Regions from separate parts of the Homo sapiens genome. Here region 1 is linked to region 2. Evidence: chromatin contacts called from ENCODE Hi-C data. All regions are on one chromosome and are shown on one strand. The core of a region is the stretch at or near the end of the contact, and the rest is flanking DNA. Distances in the headings are between cores, read along the strand shown. Region 1 holds the start of ZNF333 (zinc finger protein 333). Region 2 holds the start of MBD3L1 (methyl-CpG binding domain protein 3 like 1).

Evidence for each region. Hi-C counts contacts between places; a loop is a spot of excess contacts on that map. Pooled maps may share reads with other maps.
Region 1: a pooled map shows a loop between it and region 2 (22-fold over the local background). The contact joins the promoter of ZNF333 here to the promoter of MBD3L1 in region 2. A Hi-C loop is called at or near these places in 6 of 50 pooled maps.

What each region holds. Positions count from the first base shown.
Region 1 is chr19:14,687,113-14,691,900 of GRCh38, forward strand. ZNF333 (zinc finger protein 333) reads left to right here and starts at 2,936. Exons shown (of 12, transcript NM_032433.4): 1 at 2,936-3,038. RefSeq lists silencers at 2,530-2,579, 2,910-3,279.
Region 2 is chr19:8,828,735-8,833,640 of GRCh38, forward strand. MBD3L1 (methyl-CpG binding domain protein 3 like 1) reads left to right here and starts at 3,643. Exons shown (of 3, transcript NM_001393532.1): 1 at 3,643-3,788. ZNF558 (zinc finger protein 558) reads right to left here and starts at 3,570. Exons shown (of 10, transcript NM_144693.3): 1 at 3,475-3,570; 2 at 2,584-2,667. RefSeq lists silencers at 3,350-3,619, 4,120-4,379.

The DNA of each region.
Region 1 (4,788 bases), core at 1,686-4,185, 5.9 Mb after region 2:
ATTTGGCCCAGCAATCTCGTTACTGAGTATCTACCCAAAGAAATATAAATCATTCTATCATAAAGACACATGCGCATGTAAGTTCGTTGCAGCATTACTCACAATAGCAAAGATGCGGAACTAACCTAAATGCCCATCAATAGCAGGCGATATAAAGAAAATGTACATGCACACCATAGAACACTATGCAGATGTAAAAAAGAATCAGCTCATGTTATTTGCAGGGACATGGATGCACTGGAGGCCATTATCCTTAGCAAACTAACACAGGAACAGCAGACCAAATACTGGATGTTCTCACTTCTTTTTTTTTGAAACGGAGTCTAGCTCTATTGCCCAGGCTGGATTGCAATGGTGCGATCTCGGCTCACTGCAACATCTGCTTCCCAGGTTCAAGTGATTCTCCTGCATCACCCTCCCGGGTAGCTGGGATTACAGGCGCCTGCCATCATGCCCGGCTAATTTTTGTATTTTTAATAGAGACGGGGTTTCACCATGTTGGCCAGGCTGGTCTTGAACTCCTGACCTCAGGTGATCCACCTGCCTCAGCCTCCCAAAGTGCTGGGATTACAGGCGTGAGCCACCATGCTTGGCCACTGACTCCTTTCTTACTCCTGGCTTTGTTGAGTTATAGTTGACAAATAAAAATTGTATATATTTAAGGTGTACAACTTGATGTTTTGATATACATACAGTGAAATAATGAAGCAATTAGCACATCCATCGCCTCACATATTTGCTTTTTTTTTTTTGGTGGTAAGAACACGTAAGACCTACCCTCTTAGCACATTTCAAGTACATAATATGTTCCTGTTAACTACAGTCACCATGCTGTACATTAGATCTCCAAAACTTATTTATCTGAAATAACTGAACCTTTGTACATTTTGTTTTTTAAATGATACATTTCTTTTATTTTTATTTTTAGAGACAGTGTCTTGCTATGTGGCCCAGGCTGGTCATCTGGAACTCCTGGACTCAAGCGATCCTCCTGCCTTGGCCTCCCAAAGTGTGCTGTGATTACATGCATGAGCCACCCCGCCCGGCCCAACTTCTTTGTAAGAACATTTAGCTTAAAACACAGATAAATTGTACTGCATAAAGGTATTTTCTTTCTTTATATCCTTATTCTATAAGCTATTTTTCATTTTTTTTTTTGAGATGGAGTTTTGCTCTTGTTGCACAGGCTGGAGTGCAATGGCAAGACCTTGGGTCACTGCACCCTCCACCTCCTGGGTTCAAGCAATTCTCCTGCCTCAGCCTCCCGAATAGCTGGGATTACAGGCGCATGCCACCATGCCCAGCTAATTTTTGTATTACTAGTAGAGACTGGGGGTTTCATCATGTTGGCCAGGCTGGTCTCGAACTCCTGACCTCAAGTGATCCACCAGCGTCGGCCTCCAAAGTCTTGGGATTGCAGGCGTAAGCCACCGCGCCCGGTCTTTTCATATTTTTAAAACCTTTTTAAATGTGAGTAATGTGTTGCACTGCAACATTGTGACAGTTACAACATCACTAGGTGATAAGAAATTTTCAGCTCCATTATAACCTTATGGGATCACAACTGTGTATGTGTTTCGTGGTTGACCAAAACCTTGTTATGTGGTGCATGACTGCACATGTGCTTGATATATAAAGAATACCAGGGAACTAGTGACAGTGGTTGTTTCAGGGGAGGAAAATTTAGGAATAGAGTGAGCCTCCCGTTTGAACTTTTCCCATAGGTATGTACTATGTATACTACATAATAAATAGTTTTTAAAAAGTCAGATCTATGTCTTAGATTCACACATCTTATTTTTAGTGAGAAGGGCAAGCTGTAGAAGAAACAAAAATACATCGTCCTATTTTTAGAATAAAGACAGTTAGTTGACCCGTGAACACCAAGGGTTTGAACTGTGGCTATCCCCTTATAGGTAGATTTTTTTCTACCTTTGTCCTCCTTGGGACAGCAAGACAAACCCCTCCCTTTCCTCAGCCTACTCAGGGTGAAGCTGACGATGAAGACGTTTATTTATGATCTTTACGATCACTTCCACGTAACGAAGAGTAAATATATTTTCTCTTCTTCATGATTTTCTTAATAACACTTTCTTTTCTCTGAGCTTAGTTTATTTTAAGAATATGGCATATAATATACAAAATATGTGTTAACTAACTTTATGTTATTGGTAAAGCTTCTGGTTAACAGTAGTCTATTAGTAGGTAGGTTTTGGGGGAGTCAAAAGAAGTGAATTTTCCACTGCACAGGGTGGCGCCCCAACTCCCGTTGCCTAAGGGTCAGCCGTATAAAAATATACAAAAACAATCTTAAGTATGGGTATATTTTTGTAGGGGATTGGATTAAGCCCATGGATAAAGGTGGAAGGGGTTGGGGAAAAGGAAGGAGAAAAGGGTAAGTTAAATATTGAGCATCCCTAAAGAGACCCGGGGAGGGGTCGGGTGTGCCCCTCTCAACCCTTGAAGCCCAGGTCCCCTCATCCCGCCTTCCGAATGCAAGTTCAGCTCCCATTCCCACCCCAAGCACAAGCCCCGCCCCATTTTTGCCCCTGAGGCGCACGACCCGCCCCTACTACCACCCTGCAAACCAAGGCCCCGCCCACTCCGCCATTGGGGTGCAAGCCCCGCCCATCAGCCATCGGAGGGCAAGCCACACTCCACCCCGCCCCCGCGCACAGGCCCCGCCCCACTTTTGCCCCGGGACCTAAGCCCCACCCCTATCCCTGTCTCTCGGACATAGGCTCCGCCCCCAGCACCACCCTCCATGCTCTGTGGGACCCCACTCCAGAGCCTAACCTCATCCCCCGGGTAAGAATACTAGAATTTCTCCTTGGAGGCTAAAGAAGACGTTAGTTTCTCTGCCGCCGCCTAAGGCTACCCTGGCCACAACAGCCTGAGCCACAGCCACTTCCGTTCCCGGCGGCCCCGAGACCGGAAGCGGAAGTGCGCGCGGCGGCGGCCGACGGCGGCTGAGCTGTGCTGCGCGGCGCGGCGCGGTGCGGCACGGCACGGTGGGAGTGTCTCCGGCTGGCTTGCAGGTGTGGCCCGGCCCCTCGGGAGGGCGGGGAGGGCGGGGAGGGCTCGGCTGGCGCGGGGAGGGACTGGAGGGCCTAGAACAGCTCCGCCTGTGTGAGGGGTTTCCTCCCTGCGATCAGCCGGTGGCCGGCGTGAGGCCCACACAGTCAGGGCCTCGCATCTGGGCGCCCGCCGCCCGGTCTCTCGCTCTCAGGTACCCCCCGTCCGGGCAGACAGGGCTGTCATCCTGTCAAAAGGGAAATCCCAAACAGTCCAGGTCCCACAGCTCAGAAATGTGGTGACACCGGCCCCAGCTCTCACCTGTCCTTCCCAATTTTTAGGGAAAGTGCATAAAGACGGCCCTACCTTGCCTACAGTATGCAAGATAACTGCGAATTAGTAATTCACGTTTTATTTGATATGATACTTAATATTATCTAGCTTTGCAACTGGAAAGTGAGGTCTGGGTCCACATGTGCAAACTGGTTTAATTGATTGGCCAAATTTACTTAAAAAATTGAATGCATCCTCCATTAAGGAATGAATTAGATGACGAGAGATTTCTTTTGGAGACTGACAATTTGAAGTCTTTTAGCTTAATATCTGTTAGCTTGGCTTTGCATCTCTTCCTTTTCCATAACTTTTTCTTTCTTCTTTTTTTTCTTTCTCATAAGAAAGCTTTTGGCCAGGCTTGGTGGCTCACTCCTATAATCCCAGCACTTTGGGAGGCCGAGGCGGGTGGATCACCTGAGGTCAGGAGTTTGAGACCAGCCTGGCCAACATGGTGAAACCCTGTCTTTACTAAAAATACACAAATTAGCCGAGCGTAGTGGTGGGCGCCTGTAATCCCAACTACTCGGGAGGCTGAGGCAGGAGAATCGCTTGAACCCCAGAGGCGGAGGTTGCAGTGAGCTGAGATTGTGCCACTGCACTCCAGCCTGGGTGACAGAGCAAGACTCCATCTCAAAAACAAAAACAACAACAAAAGGAGGAGTTCTTAATTTTTTTTGTTTTTGTTTTTCTTTATTTTCTATGTTTGAGACGACTTTTACTTCTGCTGTGGGCATCAAGTTTCTCACTGTTAGGTTAAGAAAAGCCGTTTCTCAGTTATTTCACAAATATTATTATCAAGAAAACCTAAGACTGTTATTCAGATCTTTTCAAGTTGGCTCCAGTCCTTCCCCCAAGCATGTGAATCACAGAGCTTCAAAACTAATGGAACTTCAGGGAAAAGACGATATAAACTTTGTTAATACTGGAAATTCAAATTGAGTTGGCCATAAGTGGGATGTCTTTTTTAATAATGGGGTTAAAGCTCGTGTCTACTGAGAAATCAGGAAAAAATTAACTCCAGAGGAAAATCATGCATCAGATTTCAGTTTTACGAGTGAGGTGTTTGTTTCCACAAAGAATATATGCGCTTGCCTTGCCTTTTTAAAAAGAATTAATATTGTTTCTTAAAGGTACCTGAAACTTGTGTGATTATGTCTTATGAAAGACAGGCACTTTAAGTTATTCTTATATTTGATTTTTATGGTGTCATATTGTCTTTTTTTTTTTTTTTTTTGAGACAGAGTCTCACTTCATCACCCAGGCTGGAGTGCAGTGGCACAATCTCGGCTCACTGCAGCTTCTGCCTCCTGGGTTCAAGCAATTCTCGTGCCTCAGCTTCCCAGGCAGCTGTGATTATAGGCGCCCGCCACCATGCCCGGCTAATTTTTGTATTTTTAGTAGAGACGGGGTTTCACCATGTTGGCCAGGCTGGTCTGGAAC
Region 2 (4,906 bases), core at 2,393-4,892:
GCGGATCACCTGAGGTCAGGAGTTTGAGGCCAACCTGGCTAACATGGTGAAACTCTGTCTCTACTCAAAATACAAAAAATTTGCCAGGTGTGGTGGTATGTGCCTGTAATCCTAGGGACTGGGGAGGCTGAGGCAGGAAAATCACTTGAACCTGGGAGGCAGACGTTGCAGTGAGCTGAGATCGTGCCATTGCACTCCAGCCTGGGTGACCAAGTGAGATTCTGTCTCATTAAAAAAAAAAAAAAGGCCGGGTGTGGTGGCTCATGCCTGTATCATCTCAGCACTTTGGGAGGCTGAGGCGGGTGGATCACGAAGTCAGGAGATTAAGACCAGCCGGGCCAACATGGTGAAACCCCGTCTCTACTGAAAATACAAAAATTAACCGGGCATGGTGGTAGGCGCCTGTAATCCCAGCTACTCAGGAGGCTGCGGCAGAACTGCTTGAACCCGGGAGGCCGGGGGTTGCAGTGAGCTGAGATTGCAACACAGTACTCCAGCCTGGGTAACAGAGTGAGACTCCATCTCAAAAAAAAAAAAATTCCTTGCCTAAAAGCCACTGGGGAGGCCAGGATTTGAACATTTAATGTCTGGTCCTCCTTGCTTAGTGCTGTGCAATAAAAGCCTTTCTATCTATCGTAGCAACCCTCAATATAGACATCTGGTTTCACTGCACCACCAGGTGAGCAGACCCCAGTTTGGTTCTGTAACAACTTAAGCTCTCAAGCTAAATATCCTTCCCAAGAAAGCTTCCCTGTTCCCTCTGATCAAGTTCACTAGTGCCAAGCTCCCACATCACTCCTGTCATTCATGGTTTAAAATTTATCTTCCCTGTTAGAAGGTAAACTTTATGTAGGACAGGGGCCATTTCAGGTCCTCCAGGGTCCCTGTGCATCTGACCTAGGACCTGACTCATGGAGGCGACCTGGTTTGCCAAGGATTGTCCCGGTTTGAACACTGGATGCCCTGTGCCCTAGCAAACCCCTTGGTCCTGAAAAAATGAGGATGGTTGGTCACCATTAACTGTGCACTCAAATAATATCTATTGCATGATAAGTAAACATTCCTTCAAGAATGCTGTAGGAAAGCTAGAATGGAAAAGGTGAACACACACACAATTAGTAGAAACCCCACAATTTAATACTAGATTACTTAACATGATTCTCTGCAATATGAATCACCATACTGTTATTTCAGAGAAGTTTTAAGAAACAAAGTTAATTCCTATTAGGAGGTGATATCGTTGGCTCTGTGTCCCCCCACCCAAATCTCATCTCGAGTTGTAATAATCCCTATGTGTCAGAGGAGGGTCCTGGTAGGAGGTGACTGAATCATGGGGGCGGACTTCCCCCTTGCTGTTCTCCTGATAGTAAGTTCCCACAAGATCTGATGGTTTAGAAGTTTGGCGTTTATGTCTTCTCTCTCTCTCCTGCTGCCATGTAAGACGTGCCTTGCTTTCCCTTTGCTTTCTGCCATGATCGTAAGTTTCCTGAGGCCTCCCCCGCCATGCAGAACTGAGTCAATTAAACTTCTTTCCTTTGTAAGTCACTCAGTCTCAGGGAGTTATTTATAGCAGTGTGAAAACTCTCAGGTAGTTCTTTATAGCAGTGTGAAAAAGGACTAATACAGGAGGCAAGGTGCAGAGGACAATCTTTTTGGAAACCAGTTCCCTACCCTTCAATCTATAAGTTGTTGCTTAATATTCTTCCAAATGTTTTCAAATCTCATTAGGAAAAAAAAAATCCCATTACTCAAAACACATCTGGTCGCCGGTCAATTTAATTTTAAATTTGTTACTAATAAATCATCCTTTTTACAAATGCCCTTATATTTTGAAGTTTGGTGGAGGGCCAATATGCCTTTAGAAATCAAATCAACAGCTGGGTGCGGTGGCTCTTGCCTGTAATCCCAGCACTTTGGGAGGCTGAGGTGGGCGGACCACTTGAGGTCAGGAGTTAAAGACCAGCCTGGCCAACATGGCAAAAACCTGTCTCTACTAAAAATACAAACAAAATTAGCTGGGCGTGGTGGCACTTGCCTGTAGTCCCAGCTACTCAGGAAACTGAGGCAGGAGATTTGCTTGAGTCTGGGAGGTGGAGGTTGACATGAGCCAAGATCGCGCCACTGCACTCCAACCTGGCCAACAGAGTGAGACTTGGTCTCAAGAAAAAAAAAAAAAGTCAAATCAAACAGGCCTGAAAAATGTTGCTAAGTAGTCCTGCTAGTTGTTAGTGGGAAGACTTGTAACACTACATATACATGTAAATATTTTCTATACTTATATAAAATTCAGAAACTTTTAGCATTACGGCATACCAGAAAATCTGTCTTTAGCTACAGTTACACATCTTTACGTTATTTGTATGTTTGTTTTGTGGATACTTATTTGCATGTAACTGTATTTACTTATTTACACACATGTAACCATAAACACCTCTGTCTTTTTACCTTGAACTTTCCTTAAGATACCTTCACTCTTAGTGACTTCAATGTGGTTACAACCCCAGCACAGGAAAAGCCCACGAGGAGTTCTTCTACACAGCAGAGCCTGCTGAAACCTTGTTGTAGGTTCCACACTGTACTCACCTGGTCACCCAAAAACCCACAACAACAGGTGGACCTTGTGGCAGGCTTCAACACGAATCTGAGCTTGAATGATGCTTTTCTCATCTGAAAAAAAAAAAAAGACACAAAGATTTCTTTCGAGGCTTTGTATAGGTTGTACAGTTGTTGGATACGGCTGCCGGAAACACCATCCCATTCACTTTTTTTGGGTACTCAATGATTAAATGTGTAATAAGGGCCCAGCCTGTGGGCCATGACTGGCTTTACCTGATTCCCATCTGGCCATCTGCTCCGTAAGAGGGGAGAAAGCAGCTTAACGCTGTGTGCATTTGACTTGCTCAACTTACTACGCTGGAGAGAGATTCTATGGTGACTCCACAGGCTTTAAAAATATCTTGTCACTTAGAGGCCCTATTAAGTGACTAAACTGAATTTTTAACAATTTATGTAGTTTATTCAGAACTGCAGAGATTTTTTTTTTAAGGCCCTAGAGCAGGGTTTCCCAACCTGGCACTACTGATAATTCTTTGTTGTGGGGGACTGTCCTGTACAACGTAGGATCTTTAAGAGCAAGCAGCGTCCCTCTTCCCCGGCCTCCACCCTCTAGGTGACAGTAGCAGCCTCCCCTCCCCACAATTTGTGAAAACCACAGTCGTCTCCAGCTACAGCCAAAAGTCCCCTGGGGTGCGGAATCGCCCCGGGTGAGGGCGACTGGGGTTCCCTGAGGAGGCAACAGCGGCGCGGGGCCCCGACCCAGGAGCAAGCAGCAGCTTCGTGCTGACCTAAGCTCACAGCCCGAGGCCTCATGAACCGAAACACGGCTCCCTGGAGGGACGCAGGGCCCGTGGCTGGCGGTGTCCGCGGCCCACGTCGCCCCCTGGACTCGGACCCGAGCCCCCGCCAGTCGCTCACCGAGCCCGGCCCCTCCCGCGGGGCCAAAAGCGCCGACTCGCGGGGACGGAGGGACTCGCTCCCCGCTGCCCCACGCGCGGCCCCTCCCACGGTACCGCCCCGCGCTTCCGCTTCCGGTCTGGGGAGAGGTGCGCTGCACGTCCCCTTCCGGCTCGCGCGGGCAGCCTCGCAGAGTCGAGCGTGTTGGGGGTTCGGCGCTTAGGCGACAGGCGCGGCGGGCGGGAGCGGCGGCCGCGAACCCCAGCCTTGGGCAGAGGTGTTCTAGTTTGCTTAGTGGGCACAAAGTTGGGCCCTGGCCTGGGGCAGTAGCGGGGGTAAGGTTGGCCCTGGGGGCGGGGCCAGGCTGTGAGCCGCACGAGGCCTGGGGGCGGGGCTGGTTGTGGGCGGAGATCAGTTCCGGGGCGGGGCTGAAGGCGGGGAACCGGCTGAGGCCGTACCAGGCCTGGAGGGCGAGGCTGATTGGGCAGAGACCAGTTCCAGGGTCGGGGCTGTGGGTGGGGCCCAGTTCTCGGGGCGGATGGTATAAGGCTTCTAGAGCGGGGATGACTGAGCAGAGACCAGTTACAGGGGTGGAGACCTCCATTTCCGGGGCGGGGCTGAGCGGGAACCAGGCTGTGGTTGTGACAGCCCTGGAGGTTGGGGCTGGCTGTGGGCGGAGATAAGCTCCGGGCCGGGCGGAGGGCGGGGACTAGGCTGTGGGTGTACCGGTCTTGGAGGGCAGTGGTGATTGGCAGAGAGCAGTTCTAGGGGCGGAGCTATGGGGTGGCAGCAAGCCTGGGGGCGGGGCTGACTGTGGGCGGAGACCAGTTCTGGGGGCGGGACTGTGGGCTGCACCAGGCCTGGGGAGGGGGCAGTGGGTGGAGACCAGTTCCAGGGGCAGGGATCTGGGTATGAATAAAAGGGTGTATGATGTGGGTGGGTTGGGATAGGCCCAGGAGCCAGGATTGTGGGAGATCAGATTCAGGGGTAGGGCCTTCCTTGGATCCCTAGATTGTTGATACAGTTACTGCCCCATGTTCATACAACCCAATAGGATCAGATTATGTATGCACATTTGTCTATAACTTGCTTTCCCAAGGCAGAACATAGTGATTTAACACTAAGAGTTTAGGGGAGCAGGAGAGGACTGGGTCATAGATACACATATAGGAAAACTTAAGAATGGTACAAAGTCAGTCAAATATTCTCCCACCACGGTCTTTCAGTTCTTTTGCTCAGAGGCAAAAATAATTTTCTCCTCTATCTTTCCAGATATAGTGTGGACATGTATGTGTGTGTATGTGTGTATGCCGTAGTCATATTCATGGAATAAATGCTATTACCTCCCCCCCAACAAGTCTCTGTTTTATACACCATGGATATAGACTGAACAAAATAGGTAAACGTCCTTGCCCTCAGAGAACGTGCATTTTAGTTGTGAGTTGGGCAGGAG